Regions from separate parts of the Homo sapiens genome. Here region 1 is linked to region 2. A link is a contact called in ENCODE Hi-C or POLR2A ChIA-PET data. All regions are on one chromosome and are shown on one strand. Each heading gives the region's core, a stretch centred on a gene start or an enhancer-like site at or near the end of the contact. The rest is flanking DNA. Distances are from core to core; before and after follow the strand shown. Region 1 has its middle 91 kb from the start of ZNF462. Region 2 has its middle 220 kb from the start of TMEM38B.

The links. Hi-C counts contacts between places; a loop is a spot of excess contacts on that map. ChIA-PET counts read pairs that join two places held with the same protein, here RNA polymerase II (POLR2A).
Region 1: a loop to region 2 is called in a map of gastrocnemius medialis, with 2.8 times the contacts of the local background. The contact joins two enhancer-like sites. A Hi-C loop is called at or near these places in 1 of 168 maps with a recorded cell type or tissue (gastrocnemius medialis). POLR2A ChIA-PET finds 5 or more read pairs at or near these places in 1 of 52 experiments (activated CD4-positive, alpha-beta T cell).

The regions. Positions count from the first base shown.
Region 1 is chr9:106,770,223-106,773,392 of GRCh38, forward strand. No RefSeq gene overlaps it. Among named protein-coding and RNA genes, the nearest start is that of ZNF462, 91 kb to the right of the region's middle. Within about 2 kb of position 1,514, at least 3 of the 41 ENCODE cell types and tissues checked have a DNase peak (open chromatin) inside an H3K27ac peak, as active enhancers do; they include gastrocnemius medialis, where a contact is called at or near this core.
Region 2 is chr9:105,911,291-105,914,336 of GRCh38, forward strand. No RefSeq gene overlaps it. Among named protein-coding and RNA genes, the nearest start is that of TMEM38B, 220 kb to the left of the region's middle. Within about 2 kb of position 1,706, at least 6 of the 41 ENCODE cell types and tissues checked have a DNase peak (open chromatin) inside an H3K27ac peak, as active enhancers do; they include gastrocnemius medialis, where a contact is called at or near this core.

The DNA of each region.
Region 1 (3,170 bases), core at 264-2,763, 860 kb after region 2:
GGGAAGAAGGGGTCTTGGCTGGTAGACAGTAACCTCCCATCAGAGGTGCCCTCACAGAAAATGGTAGCTCCACAACCAGGTTACAACAACGTCCAAATTAAGCAGAATTGGGTCAGGGCCTGCATTGTCCAATACGGTAGCTGCTAGTCACAAGTGGTTCCACATTGAGATGTGAAGTGTAAAATCCACTGGATTTGAAGGACTTAGTGTACAAAAAGTTAAATATTTCAGTAATCTTTCTTATACTGCCTACATATTGAAGTGATAGTACTTTGGTTATATTGGGTTAAATAAAATATATTATTAAAATTATGTTTAAATAAATTTTATTGTGTATATTTGTGGTATATAACATGATGTTATTGGGATACATATATATAGTAAAATGGTCACTATAGTAAAGCAAATTAATATATCCATCAGCTCACATCGTTACCCTTTTTTTCTGGCAAGAGCTGCTAAAATCTATTCATCTAGCCGAATTTCCAAATACAGAACAATTTTATTACCTATCATCCTTATGTGGTGCATTAGATCTCTAGAACTGTTCATCCTACATATCTGCCTCTTTGTATCCTCTGACCCATATCTCCCCATTTTCTCCCTACCACCGCCAAATTAATTTCACCTGTTTCTTTTTCCATTTTTTAATGAGGCTACTAGAAAAATTAAAAGTTACATGTGTGGCCCAGGGCCCATAAGCCTGGCTCACACTACATTTCTGTTGGACCATGTTCATTTAGGCCAGCAAGTGTCCCAGCCAATGGGTTGGACTCAGAGGCTGCTATAGTTTGAATATTTGTGTCCCCTCCAAAATTCATGTTGAAACTTAATCTCCAATACAACAGCATTTAAGAGTAGGGCCTTCAGGTGGTGATTTGGTCATAAGGGCTTCTCTTTCATGAGTGGGATTAAGGCCTTTATAAATGAGCCTTAACACAGCATTCAGCTTTTTTTGACACAGCATTCATCCCCTCCAGAGGATGCAGCATTCAAGGTGCCATCTTGGAAGTAGAGACCAGGCCCTCACCAGACACTGAACCTGCTGGCACCTTGATCTTGGGCTTCCAGCTTCCAGAACTGTGAGAAATAAATTTCTGTTCTTGATAAATCGCCCAGGCTAAGATGTGTGTGTGTTTTTGTTGTTGTTGTTGTTTGTTTTTGTTTTTGAGATGGAGTTTCACTCTTTTGTTGCCCAGGCTGGTGTGCAATGGCACGATCTTGGCTCACTGCACCCTCTGCCTCCCAGGTTCAAGTGATTCTCCTCCCTCAACCTCCCGAGCAGCTGGGATTACAGGTCCCCACCACCATGCCCCGCTAGCTAATTTCTGTATTTTTAGTAGAGACAGGGTTTCACCATGTTGGCCAGGCTGGTCTCGAACTGACTTCATGTGATCTACCCGCCTCAGCCTCCCAAAGTCCTGGGATTACAGGCATGAGCCACCATGCCTGGCCAGGTATTTTGTTACAGCAGCACAAACAGACCAAGCCAAGAATCCAGCTTGCATGTGTTAGAAGTGCAGCATAATCAAAAAGCCAAGCCGGGCAGGGTTCCAAGCTAACATACAGGCCTGCCAGTACTTGGGCTTGGCCCAGGCCTTCCGAAAACAGAGATGACAATGACAGCAGCAGGATACATATCTTACCTCACCTTCTAACGGGGAGGAGCCCCAGACAAAGGGCCAAGTCTGTGAATGGGTGGGACTAAGGCCATGAGCTTCAGGACCTGCACTGGGCAAGGTTGAGCCCTGTGGAGACAGAGTCACCATGTTTGGGATTGTTTATAAACCTGGTAACAGGTAAGCACCTCATAATATTGTGAGTTCCTCCCTTGCATGTGAGTGGCAGAGATAAGGATCAAGCCACCCCTCTCAAAGAAATTCACATCCAGCTCTGACTCTTGGGTGGGAAGAGAAAGTCAGAAAGAATAGGGAGAAGAAGCAGAAGTTTTGAAAGTAACTTCAAAGTGTTTCAAACTTTCAAAATATTAAGTATGTCTGTAAGCCAAGCTAGCTACAGCCAATTTCTAACACGGACACAAGAACAATTCTTTGTGAGGTCTATCTCATAGTCCCTTGAAACCATGACCATAGTTAGAACCATATGTAAGACCTAACATGTTTAAGGAAACTCCTGGCTGTCCGCTTTAATCTCGCAGTCCCAAAGAGCCTCTGAAATGTGGTTAGGTAAAATCTGAGCCCAGTCTCCTCAGAAGCATGATATCAAAACCTGTTTATTAACTCCGAAAGGGAAACTTCTCCAAGACTGTGTGTTTTCCTTAGGTGAATGAGGGTATAATAATGTCTCTAGTTTAGGAACCGAGAAGTGCAGTATTTGATCTTGCCTCCATGAAGTATAAACCAATGAACTTAAATAAAGGAGGCATATGAAAAGCACGGGACTTTGAAGGAAAATAAGATTTCTCAGCTGATGAGACCTCTGTGATACACTGTGCTCTGGGCTTGAATTATTTTTAGTCTTTGGCACAAAAATCAGGATTAGTATTTCACTTCTTGGCCTCTGAAGACACTCATATGACTTTGTCTTTCTGGACATAGCACGTGTTCTGATACAAACTCTGTGAAGACCCTTATCAGATTCAGTGAGACAGCCTAATTCCTGAGTATAATGAGCATTTTAAAGGGCCATAGGGCTATGACAAAAACAAACAAACAACTGGCCACTTCTATAAGGCATGAAGAAACCTTGAATAATCTCTGGAAACCACTGGAAGCCACCCCAGTGGCGTATCTTCAACATGTCTTATGAAAAATCTATTACATTTGACTATCTTCAGCATTTTGATGTTGCCTGTTTATTTCAACAGCATGGATGACTCACTTTCATAACCAGGCATAGCATGATTGGCCCAGTTCTAACAAACAAACAGGAATTTAGGCAAAGTGGGGATTCTTTCTCTGCAATCTTAAGGCCCCTGAGGGCACCCCTGTGTTGTGTCCCACATCATAGGCTAGCCACAGACTTCACTGGCTGTTCCACTGGGGCTGCTCTTGTTTGTGTCCACTCCATTTAACAGATTCCGGCAAACACTGAGCACTTTATAAATGTGTGCTAAGTAAGCAAGAATGAATTACTGTCTAAGCTCTGAGTTTCACCTTTCCCGGTGACACTGGCACTCTTTGCAACAAGGAGAACCAAGTCATCTAGCA
Region 2 (3,046 bases), core at 456-2,955:
ATATTTTCTTTAAAGAGCTTATCTTCACTGTGTTGTGGGAGTTACTTTATATTGTGGTTATAAAGGCAGTGGCAGTAAAGTCGAATTTGTAGCAACCCCCAATAAATGCCTCCTCCTCCTCAAGAGCTTGGTCCTGTTAAGAAGGGAATTTGGGAAGGCACTTGGCTGCTACTGGTTCAACTGCAAGGAGTCCGTTGAACTCATTTTATGTTCTGTACCTGGTTCTGCTCACCAAGAAGTGAGGAGGCCATTCTCCAGCTCCAGCTCAAACAATGACCTCTTGTTAGCCTAAATCAGCACCGTTCTGTCAGACAGGCTTGAGATCAGCCCAAAGTCTGGTGCTTTCATGAAGTTGAGTTGAATTATTCAGATGAGAGTCTGGGAGCAAATGCTGTTCGAAAAGTGACCTTTTTGTCCTCCCCACAAGAACCTAATGTTTACAATGTGAGGAGGAAAAGGGACTGGAATCTTGGGAATTCCAGGAATGCAGTCACCAAGCAAAAGAAGACTCACTCTCCAGATTTTGCTCCTCAGCAAGGATTTGCAAGTACAAAAGTGGAAAAACAAAACCCCAAAGCTGGAGCTCAGAAGGGTAGTCCAATAGAGGACTTCACATTAACCACAGTTTCAATGAAACAAAGAATTTTGAAACCCAAGTGTGGAAGGAAGCTTAGAGGTCACTTAATCTGACCCTTTGCCTAATGCATGCATCTTTTTCCCAACACAGCTTTGCAGCTCATTGATCATAAATTGTTGCATGAATACAGCCAAGGACAAAGAATTCACTTTCTCCCAACAGCAAGGATAACAGATGACATGACATGGAGGACTTACTATGCACCAGGCATAGTGGCAAGCCCTTGAGATTCATTATCCTATTTAATGTGCACAGCAGCCTTATGAGGTAGGTAGTTATTGTCATTCCCATTTTACAGATGGGGAAATGGAAGCTTTCTGTGTTGCAGGAAAGGGATTTAAGCCCACAAAGCTCCAGTTTTATGTCCTTAACCCCTAGACTCCTCTGCCCAGCCTGTTGCAACATTGGTAGTGCTGATCATTACTCTTCTTTCCTTTGGAGACACTTGGAACACACCTTGCTCCTTTTTTTACATGATAGCTCTTCAAGCGTTTGAGGCAGCTTTCCTGTCCCTCTTCTGGTTTCTCAGTTCTTTTTCTTTCTTTTTAATTCCAAGAAAACATTCTCCTTTGGCTCAGTTTGATGAGTTCCTCTAGAAACATTTCTGTTTACCAATGCTCTTCTCAAAGCATTTCATTTATTTATTGAACATTTTACAGAAACCTCATACTTTTGCTTTCTTTTATTAGGAGACAGTGGGCTTTATTGGTGACATCTAACCATGAAGGCATCTATTTTGGGTGCCCAGGGAGCCTTTCCAAAGAGCACATGATGAACTTTTTCCACAGCCCTTTATAGGGAGAAGGCATTAAAAAAATCCAAAGCATTAAAATAAGCCAGGATTGAGCTTCTATGTCATCCCTGGTAGAAAAGGCAATGTCAGAATAAAGAATAGGAAGCTTTCTTACAAAGCTTTAGTGGTGGTCCTTCAGGGTCCTGTGGGAGAACTGCTCTTGGTTGCAAAGACAGATCTAATTCAGCTTCTGACCTGGATTCTCTGAAGCTCACTGGCAGGTCACCAAGCCCCTCTGCATTTGCTTCCCGGCTTGTGAAAGGTGATCATGTTGTTGACACTCTGGTGTTATATTTCTTATGGAGCGAGTTCTGACTCAGAATCAGGCAACCTGGGGCTTGTTGCACACCCTTGGGTGAATCACTGTTCCTCTCTGGGCTTTAGTGTCCTCAGGTGTAAAGTGAAGATAAGTAAGTCTTTATAACCAGGTTTGGAAAAACTTAAATGAAGTTACGTTTGTGAGAGCACCAAGCTTCGTAAAAGTTAGTTGAATTGGTCTGTAATGAACCTTGTGTAGGTCTTGCAGGGTTTAAGACTATGACTCATGTAAAATTGCAGTTCATCATAGTAGTGAGGACTAAACTGACCTTTTTCTTCTCTCGCCCAAATTCTTATTGAAGGGCCCTGGGGAGTAACACGCTACAATCCACAAAGTCTCATCAGAAGGGTATTATTTACGCCTACATAAGGCGGCTTACTTTCCAGTCTGACTCTGGCATAGCATCACATGATAAAGAAGGAAATAAAAATATTTTAACCCCAAATATGTTTTATTTGCCCTATCTTGAAATACTCCTGCAAAGCTGACTCTTGTGGGGAAAATCTCCATTCTGAAGAGAATCCCCTTCCTTTTCTTTCCTTTTTCCTAATCCAGGAGAGAATCAACTTTGAGAAGAAACATTTTCAATCTGTTCTCTCTGAAGCCTGCTACCTGGAGACTTCCTCTGCATAATGGGAACTCTGGTCTCCACAAACGCTTTTTTTAACTCAGACATTGCTTTCTATTAATTCTGAGGCGTTAGATAATAATTTAACTTTTTCAACCAATTGCTAATCAGAAAATCTTTGAATCTGCCTGTGACCTGGAAGCCCCTGCTTCCAGCGTCCTGCATTTCCAGACCGAAGCAATGAACATCTTACATGTATTGATTGATGTCTTATGTCTCCCTAAGATGTATAAATTCAAGCCCTATCTTGACTACCTTGGGCACGTGTTCTCAGGATGTCCTGGGGCTGTGTCATGGACTGTGGTCACTTATATTTGGCTCAGGATAAATCCCTTCAAAATATTTTAGAGTTTGACTCTTTTTGTTGATAGTAGAAACAGCTAGCTTTAAATGAGCATTTCCTACCTGCTAGCTTCAGAGTTATATTATCTTGTTCATTTTTCATATGAATTTCATATGAGTGAGATGTTTACTTTTACCTCCCAATGAGGAAACCAAGGAATAGAAAAGGTAAGTATCTTGCTCAAGGTCCTGGGATTAGTAATTGGTATTGCTGAGGTTTGAACTCAGGCTGTCAGGTACTGCTTCTATGCTGCTGATAAATGTATTCTTTAAATGAGTATTATTTTGCTCTGAAGAATCTCTGAGTACTGATGAACTTGTGTTAGA